Regions from separate parts of the Mus musculus genome. Here region 2 is linked to region 1. Evidence: chromatin contacts called from ENCODE Hi-C or POLR2A ChIA-PET data. All regions are on one chromosome and are shown on one strand. Each heading gives the region's core, a stretch centred on a gene start or an enhancer-like site at or near the end of the contact. The rest is flanking DNA. Distances are from core to core; before and after follow the strand shown.

What was found. Hi-C counts contacts between places; a loop is a spot of excess contacts on that map. ChIA-PET counts read pairs that join two places held with the same protein, here RNA polymerase II (POLR2A).
Region 2: a map of gastrocnemius shows a loop between it and region 1 (8-fold over the local background). The contact joins the promoter of Sdhb here to the promoter of Padi2 in region 1. A Hi-C loop is called at or near these places in 30 of 37 maps with a recorded cell type or tissue (CH12.LX, CH12F3, Patski and 11 more). POLR2A ChIA-PET finds 5 or more read pairs at or near these places in 4 of 5 experiments (Patski and embryonic stem cell).

The regions. Positions count from the first base shown.
Region 1 is chr4:140,904,911-140,909,439 of GRCm38, reverse strand. It overlaps Padi2 (peptidyl arginine deiminase, type II), which reads right to left and starts at 3,080. Exons shown (of 16, transcript NM_008812.2): 1 at 2,891-3,080. The coding sequence starts at 3,006. It overlaps Gm46719 (a long non-coding RNA gene), which reads left to right. Exons shown (of 2, transcript XR_001784481.2): 2 at 178-466.
Region 2 is chr4:140,958,782-140,963,512 of GRCm38, reverse strand. Sdhb (succinate dehydrogenase complex, subunit B, iron sulfur (Ip)) reads right to left here and starts at 2,242. Exons shown (of 8, transcript NM_023374.4): 1 at 2,037-2,242. The coding sequence starts at 2,108.

The DNA.
Region 1 (4,529 bases), core at 1,831-4,330:
CTACAGATACTGGACATGTCCTGATGAAGGAGGTCCCTTGACACACGACTTTCTTTCCCTGGGACATCTGATATTGTCTGGAGGCATTTTTGGTTGTCATATCGTGTAGGAGTGAGGCTGCGACTCACAGTGGGTAAGCTGAGGCAGGAATACCACTCATTACGTTATACTCTACAGAACAGTCCCTTCAGCAAAGAATTACCTAGAGAGATACTGGGTCTCTGGTCCAGACATGTGCTATCCGGGACAGTGGCCATCAACATAGGTGACTGTGGGACCCTTGCAGAGCAACCAGCAGCTCACTATCACTCCAGATGAACTTTAAGGATCACAAAGCGTCACAGGCGAAGATCAGCAGCTTTCTCATGAACTATCTTCCATGATCACGTATTCCAACGACGGCACTTTGGATACATTGGGCTTAACAAACTATTGCATGAGCATTAAAGTAATTCCATCTCTCTAACGTGTGTGTGTGTGTGTGTGTGCTTTATGTGTGTGCATGTGTTGCAGGTGGGTGTGATAAGTAGACATGGATGCCAGGGGAAGATGCTGGGTGTCCTATGCTGATACTCTCTGCCAGGGGCTCTCACTGACCCTGGAACCGAGCTGATAAGCCCCCAGCGACCTTCTGTCTCTGCTCCCCACAGAGCACAGGAGCACACAGCCACACCTAGCTTTTTACATGGGAACCTGAGGGTCAAGCTGAGATCCTCACGCTAACAGCGACACATTTACCCTCTAAGTCACTTCTCCAGGTCCACCTTTTCTTTTCTTTTGGTTGTTCTGAGACAGGCAGGGTCTTATTAGGTAGCCCTGTCTGGCCGGGAGGTTGCCGTGGCCTCAAGCTCACAGGGCTCCATCCGTGGACATCCTCTGCCTCTCAGGTGCTGGGTTCAAGGCATGCACCACACACCCAGCTTCCAGTACTAATTACAAGAAATAACTTTTATGAGTGTTTCTTAGAGGTGGGGTGGGAGACAAGGTCTCTCTGTGTAGCCTTGGCTGTCCTGGAACTCACTATGTAGACCAGACTAGTCTTGAATAATACAGCGATCCTCCTGCCTCTGCCTCCCATCCCAGTGCTGGGATTACGGGCTGTTTTTTCTCCTTTTTGAGGTACACATGCATGTGTTGGGGGTATACTGAGACAGGGTCATGCTGTGCGGCCCCAGCTGAGCTGGAACTCACTATGTAGTATGAATGAGCCTTCGGCTTGTGGTCCTCGGACCACAGCTTCTGGTGTGTAGGGATTGCAGGTGTGTACCACCACGTCTGGTTAACTTATTTTTTTAAAGGTAGACTATTACAACATTTGCAATGACAACGGTGGCCTGCGTACAGCTTCCTCTGGGCAGGTTATGGTCTAGGTTGTGCTGACTCTTGGTGTTGGGGAACTCTCTGTGAACTGAGTCCTGGCTGAGGCTAGTGGACACCTGTCCCCTTGCCCTCCACTGTGCTGGGCCTCTCTCTGCTTAGGTGGAGCAAGGACAAGGACTTAGGCACAGACCCCCTTTCTTCCTTAGCCCCCAGCAGAGGCAGCATGCCAGTCTTTCAGAGAGTCCCCACAGTGCCCCGGCAGGCAAGCTGACAGGCATGGTGACAACTGTGGCTTAGGGCCCAGGATCCTGGCTTACCCCTTGGCAATGCCCAGTTCAGAGCAGGGAGTGGGGAGAGATGGGCACCCTCCCAGGCCACTGGCGCCTAGACCACACCCCACCCCTGTGTTATAATCCTGCTTTGGGGTCTATATGAAGGCCCACTGAAGTCCAGGCCCAGGTGAAGTGGAGGCTGGGGCTGAGGCTTAAGGGCTAAAGGAGCAGAGAGGGGCCCCGTCTTAGGCTTGCTGAGACCAGCGGGAACCGGGGCCTCCTGTGAAGTGGCCGAGCAGTGGGAAGGAGCTGGAGAGCGGGCAGAAGAGCATGAGGGGGTGCTTAGGTGGGCTTTGGGAGGCTCGGGAGAGTCAGGCGCTTTAGTGTCAGAATGGTCTGGGAACACGGCCCATAGAGGATGTACAGGCACAGAATCTGGCATGCCCCTCCCTCCAGCATGAAGCCCTTCCTCCCTCGCAAGGCAGAACACTGAGAGTGCTCGGAGCAGATGGTGGCTTCAGTGTGGCCTCTCAGGCTGCTCAGACTACTCCTTCCCCATAGCACCTTTCCTAGGTCCCACACTATACCCTATCAGTTTCTCTGGGTTTGTGGGACACACTCTGCGAGATTCCTTCAGCCTTCTGTCTCAGGTACCCTGACCCCCATCGAGCGAGCGTGTGGGCAGAGAAAATGGGGAAGAAACGGGCCCTGGCTCCCAGGGCCATAGCGGGTGGAAAGTGACCCCTCTCTGATCTCAGGGTGAAGTCAGGAAAGGTATTTGGGGACACAGCTCACAGCCAGTGCCCCGGGACAGGCAACCACCAGCAACCCCCCGGAGGGTGAAATCGGATAAGTACCAGGCCAGATTCCACGTGGGCAGTTCCCCTTTGGACAAGTCAGTCCCCAGCACATCCCAGGCTGTTTCTGCTTGCAGGGGTAGGCAGTCCACTGGTGGAGGAGGCTGGGCTGGGGTGAAAGGTCAGCCAAGAAGGAATGGGGGAGTGAAAGGGGCGTGTTACAGAGAGCCCATGTGTGTTAAAGTCACCCAGGAGAGGGGCTGGAAAGACCAGTCATGAGAAGGCTAGATTTAGGGAGTAGTCTCAGAGAGGAGGCTGTGACAGGGGCTGTAACTGTGTGTCTTAGAGGGGCCTCAGGATTGCATGGAAGTGGATCCTGGCCTGGACTCTCTCTGGATTTCTGAGGATCTCGAATTGAGGGGCAACCTGGATACTGGAGCCAGGTCCAGGGTCTCAAGATTTGTGAAGGGTAGGTGAGAGGGTAACTCTCTCTCGGCTCACCTGTAGACATCGGTCCAGAGCTGCGTGCCCAGCACGTACACCGCCTCCACGCGGCTCCCATACTGCAGCCGCACGGTCCGTTCCCGCAGCATATTTTCCCGTATAGGCGGCTGCATTCCGTGCTGCTCCCAGGAATAAGCACCTGCTGCAGGTAAGCCCTCCGCTGCTGCGCCTGCGCTCGCTGCCGAGCAGCCGGCGGCCTTAAGCAGCAGCCGGGGGCGGGGCGTGGGCGGGGCTTCCCGCCGGACTCCTCTTGGATTGGATCTGCAAACCCGTCCGTCAAGCCTGGCCCCGCCCTCCAAGCCCCTCTGCCCGCAAGTTGTCAATTCCTGTTTTCCGTGTTTGGCTTGTTCATTCTTTTATTCAGTAAATTCCCCTTTCTGGACGCTCCCCCTCACCTCCAGCTCCGAGGGGCAGAAAGTGCGAGCAGGAGTAGCCGAAGGGACAGGGCAGGAGTGAATAGGTGGCAACCAAAGCCAGTCTGGGGCCGGAGAATGCTTCTCAGAGGAAACCCTGAGGCTTCTTAAAGATCTTGGCAACACCAGGGGGTGGAGAGGAGCCTCCTGAACACCTTCTGGAAGCTGGACACCCCCCATATTAGATCCACATTGCCATGAGAAATAGGGAGTGGGGTGGAGTGGGGGGAACTGTGGCCCTGGCAGGGACCAGAATGCTAAGCCCAGGCATGAGAGCGACAGCATGAGCCTGGAATGGGGCTATCTGGGAGTGCATTCTGGCTGCCCCAGACAGCGTTGAGCATACTGAGCTGGAGCCAGTAGTGAAGACCCCGGATGGGGCGTGAGAGGACTGGCGAGGAGAGGACTGATCTGTGTGGTGTTTATGGATGGAGATTTGGGTGGCTCCCGGTGGCTGGGAGGATGTGCCTGGTTGAAGGACAATGGGCTGACGGGGCAGAGGATTAGGGCTCCAGCCTGCGACACCAAAAGACGTGCCAAGGTAGAGGTCAATGTATGGTCCTGAAGGCCAAGGTGCACCGTGACATCTAGTGGCAGGGTGGGGTCTGAAGCACTCTGAACCCCACCCTCAGGCCCTTTCTTTCTGAACTCAACCCTGGGGCTATGCAATTTGAGGAAGTGGCTTTTTCGTTAAGGGAATGGAGACTGAAGGGCGGGTGGAGGGGTGAATGTTGGAGAGGGAGGGGGACTGAAGGGAGCCCCAGCAAAGGGCACACTGAATTAAACGCATTGCTCATAGGTATGCCCAGGCACGCCCAGCGGCCCTCGACTCCATCCTTCTCCTCCAGATGCCCAAATTAGGAGATGGTAAAGACCCCAGCTGTTCCTGGGTATCAGGGATCTAGGAGGAATGTGGGTGGAGAAGCAGAGAGCCAGAATCTCAGCCAGAGGGGTCACTGTCTCCTGAAAGGCTTGGGGTTCAGATCCTGGGAGAAGCTGCTAACTTCTGATTGGTCCCTGGGAGAGCGTTCTCCAATCAGGAGGCAGCTTGTGGGAAAGAATCCAAGAGGCACCAGACTGGGAACCCCTGCCCTGCTAAGGTGGGCTCGGGTCTGAGGACCCCTCTGCAGGCAAGCAAGAGTTCCCACCTCCAACACGGGCAGAACGGTCCTGTATGTCACTCACTCCTTCCATGTCTCCTGTCAAGCAAGTGAGTCCCAGCA
Region 2 (4,731 bases), core at 993-3,492, 55 kb before region 1:
TAAGGATGCTACTGGTAGTTAACCGAGTGCAGCTAAACTCCCACAGGCAGGACTGCAGTCCAGAGGTGCACATCACAGGACTGAGAACCAGAACTGAGGATGGCGCTGTTTGAGCACAAATATGCATTCCCACAGACAGGAGGCCTCTGGAAAGTAGGCAAAGGCCTCTCCTGAAATCCTACCAGAGTCCGACCTTTGAAGCCAGCCTCTTCTACACTCAGAAAGCCCAGCCTGAGCCTGAGAAGTCACCCCTTACAGCAGGGCTCTTACAACTCAACTGCTGCCTCAGCAACGAGGAAAGAGGCTGAAGAACAAGGTCACCAAGAACCATTAACTGGACAACCTATCATGTGGCTCCTCCCCCAAACCGACACACCCCCTTTGTTAGCCACTGATTGCTGCAGCTCTTCAACTAGGGGTGGGGCCTTGTGAAATTTCTCCCATTCCCCTTGGCACGGACTGGTGTTGTGATTATTCATCCCATGTTCTCAGCCCTAAACTCGTCATGCATAAGGAACACTAAATGCACTTAAGAGATTGTGTATGTATATATTTAGCAATGATAATTAAAGAAGTCATGAGTGTGAAAGGGAGGGGAGGCATGGGAGGAGAGAGGGGGTGGAAATTATTTAAATACAGTACTCATGCATAACATTCTCAACAACAAAAACAGAATCATTAACTGAATATCTGGGACACCAGCCTGAGGCTCTGGTAAGGCACTGTCTGTTTTTGTTGAGACAGGGTCCCAAGTAGCCCAGGTTGGCCTTGGATTCCGTGTGGGGCTGAGGATGTCCTTAAACTCCTGATCTTGCTGCATCAGCCTTTGGAGTGCTGGTGTGATAGGTGTGCATGCAAAGGGATGCACAAGTCGGGTGGTGGTGGTGGCTCACACCTTTAATCCCAGCACCCAGAAGGCTGAAGCCGGAGAATCTCTGAGTTCCAGGCCAGCCAGGGTTGCATAAAGACACTGTCCGAAAAGTCAAAACCTAACCAAAACAACACTAAAATTATCACAGGGTGGAGATTCATCTTAGCACTTTGGAAGGAGCAGAGTTCAGTTCCCTGCACGCATATGGCGGCTGATAACCACCTGTGACTCCAGTTCAGGAAATACAGCTCTCTTTTCTCCACGGGCACATGGTGCATATACATGAAAGCACACACTCATACACACACACACAAATCTAAAAAAAAAAAAAAAAAAAACCAACAAAACCCCCCAAAACAAAATGGGAGTTCCTGTTGTCCGCCTGTGAAGGACTATCCAGAAGCCCAGAGGAGGACTGAATGGTATCTGTAAAGTAAGGAGAGGCAGTTTTTCTCGCCTTTCTAAATGCTTCTACTGTGCAGCTCCCGAGGATACAGGGCGTGTGGGGAGACCTATGACAGAGCTACTACAGAATTATTAACAAAAGCAGCTCCAGGCTCTGCCTGTCATCCCATGCCAGCGGTATGAGATCAGTGCCGCTACACACCCCTGAATAAGCACGCTTCAGGGAACCGGGTCTTGCCTGCAGACTTCCACAGTACGGATCTTTCAAGGGGTCGGGGTCGCTTTCTTTCATGTCTCCCTTCCTCTGCGGGTCAAGTGCATTGCCTTGCAGAGTCCACCGCCCTCCGACCTGACCGATCCAGACCAGCCTAACCTGGAGGTGCGACCTGGCCTCCCGGGTCCCACCCCAGACACCCCGCAGGCCTCCCTTTCACACAAGCCTGGCGGAGTACAACTAGCAGGATTTGATTCTGGGTCCCGACCACAGGTCGCTCATCCTATGACCTTGACCTCTCCCTGTCCTCCTCCCAGACCTCTGTCTTTCTGTTCTCTCTTCCAACCTCCTCCCGGCCGCGCCTCTCTCTCCGGTGATGGAGAAGCGCGGAATGGCTGTCTGAAAGGATGCTCAAGAGCAGGATGCCGGGTTAAGTCCTCCCCCGAGGCCTGGACCCGGGCTCCTTCCGCCTCTCCGCGGCCTCTCTACCCAGGCAGCCTCGGTGACGGGCACGGCTCCCCACTGAACCACGGCTCCCGGGCTCACCTGCAGGCCGACTCTGCCGAGAACGGCAGCCGGGAAGCCGCGCTTCAAGGAGACCCCGACCGTCGCCGCCATTTTGGCTCCTGACGTCAGCCCCACCCCTTCCCCTCCGGCATCCCGTCGAACACCGCGGTGGGAAGCCGGCCTCTCACCCTGAGGACCGCTAGCCGCCTAAGCGCCAACGAGTGGAAGGCCGCTTCCGGTTTCTCCGAGCCAATGTACAGGAAGTGCGTGTGTGCAGCAGCGGCCCGTAGGGCGCATGCCCACTGGGCTTCCTATGTTCCTAAGGTGACCTCTGGAGTCTGAGGGGCGGGAGAGGGAAGGGTAGCGTGGAGGGGCGGGGCAGAGGCCAGGAGGGCGGGGCTTTCCTATTCTGCTGGTGGCTGTGATTTTTAACCCTTCTCTACTTGCAGTGGTGTCTGTCAATCACCTGTGACTCTTGTCTGGTCAGCTTTGTGCTAAATCTAGAGAACCTGTCAGTCCCTACCTGATTGGGACACTTGTTAAGTGACTGAAGTGATCAAAAGATGAACGTCACGTCGGTACAGAAGTTGCATGCCCGGCATATGGAGACAGTAGGAGAACCAAGCTCACCCTCCGCTACTTAATGAGGTCGAGTCCATCTGGGATACTTGAGACCCTGCCTCAAAACACACAAAACCAAAACCAAAGCAGCCAGAAAGGGTACCTAGTATGTGGCTGGTGCCAGCCTCTGGAATGCTGTGGTAAGTGAGCGAGCTGCTCACCTAATTCCTCTCTAACCCCAAGGAAGATGACAATAGGAAAGATGGGTGATGTAGCTTATAGGCTGTCCACCAAGGACCCACAGGCTGTCCACTGTCCCCAACTTCAGATCTTCCTACAGGTAAAGAACTGCAGAGAGCTGGGATTACAGCTGTGTGCCACCATGCCTGTGTGTGCTGAACAAGCCTTCTACTAACCGACCTGTGTCCTCAGATTTCGTCAGTTTCCTTAGTCACCTGAGCTGCTTTTTTTTTCTGGCACTTCTAGACAGGGTTTCTCTGTGTAGCCCTGACTGTCCTGGAACTCACTTTGTAGACCAGACTGGACTTGAACTCAGAAATCCGCCTGCCTTTGCCTTCCAAGTGCTGGGATTAAAGGCATGCGCCACCACTGTCCAGCCTTTCTGACACCTTTTATGGGTTCTCTCAGAGCCCCCCACCCTCTGACTGGGGATTTGACCACCTTGGGCAGGCGTGATCTTGGTATCCCAAGTCACTTGGTCTCTTGGGGCACCCAGTGACTTTGCTGGTCCTTGTTACCAGAGGAAGGATTTGATTTCTTTCCGCTCACCTTTGGCAGAGGAGGGCACTGTTTATAGTCTTGGGTTTCCTCACGCTGGCTCTTTTAGAAGACACTGGAGAAATTACCATGACAGGAGGAATGGCTAGATGGGGCCAAGTTTCTGGGAACTCACCCTGAATCTGGCTTCTCTGCCAGGTAGCCTCATTAAAGGGGGTGTGGAGAGGCCTGAACCCCTGGGGGTTACCTTGATCGCCCCCTCAAGGCCATGTGACCATTGACAAGTCCTTCGCCACTTTTTGACTTATAGCGTCCTTGCCTGAATCACTAGGGGTTGTGGCAGCTGAGTTAAGATTCTATGACTGGTGTGGTTGTCTTGCGCAACAGATGGTAAGGTGGCCTTGGCTTCTCAGGGGCCCTGGCTCAGCACTGGGTAGGTTCTTCTAGACTACCCAAGGGACCACCATCAGGGCCACCCAAATCGGCCAAGGTTGTAGGAAGGCTGTCATTTTCTTTGTAACTCCTCCAGGGTGTCAACAGGCAGTATTTCTAGAGAACTGGCCCCCTTAGCCATTTTTAGCCACCATGTCAAAGACAGACACCACTGCTACATGAATGGCCACCCAGGTCACCTTGGAAAAAGCATTGAGCAGCCAGCAAAACTGAGACCTTGATTTATTGGAGGGGCCCTTGGTGCCAGTGTGCCCACACACCCTGCAGTCACATCATTCCTGGGCGTCATGGGGATTTGGGGAGCTTAATGTTATGGAAGGATAATAAATTCCTGGGTGGCTCCACCTCCGCCCTGAGCTTTGGGGTGCCAGAAAGGCACAGATGCCATAGGGCTTAAAGGTCTTCATGGCCCCTTCCTGACTTGGGTTGCCAAGCTGTCCTTGCCGTAAGACCGCAGGGTTTGGGGCTGGTTGGCTGGCATCCGCGGAGAGAGTGATATATTGCTTTCATCAGACATGCTGCTGGAAGCCCTGTGTTTATGCAGAATCTCACCTCATCGCCCACAAATGTGTTTACATCAACAGTCTCCTCTGGTCCTCCCAACAACCCTGATGAGTTTGAATAACTGTCCCCATTCCAGTCGTGCTGGGAAATCTGGGCAACCTAGGGTGGCAATTCTGCTTGAGAGACTCTTTCTGCCCCCCCCCGCCCCCCCAGGGCTAGACGTTCAGTCCAGGAGCAAAGACAAATACCAGGTTGGTCTCAGTAGCTCAGGGTTACATGGGAAGCACTGAGGAGCCTCGGCAGGGCAGAGAGTGGTTTTAAAAGTTCATATTGAAGGGGCTGGAGCGACAGCTCAGCGGGTAAGAACACTTGCTGTCCACTGCCCCCAGAGGACCTGGGTCCAGTTTCTAGCACTTACCTGGTGGCTCACAACCATCTCTAGTTTCAAGTCTAGGGGTCTGATGCCTTCTTCTGATCT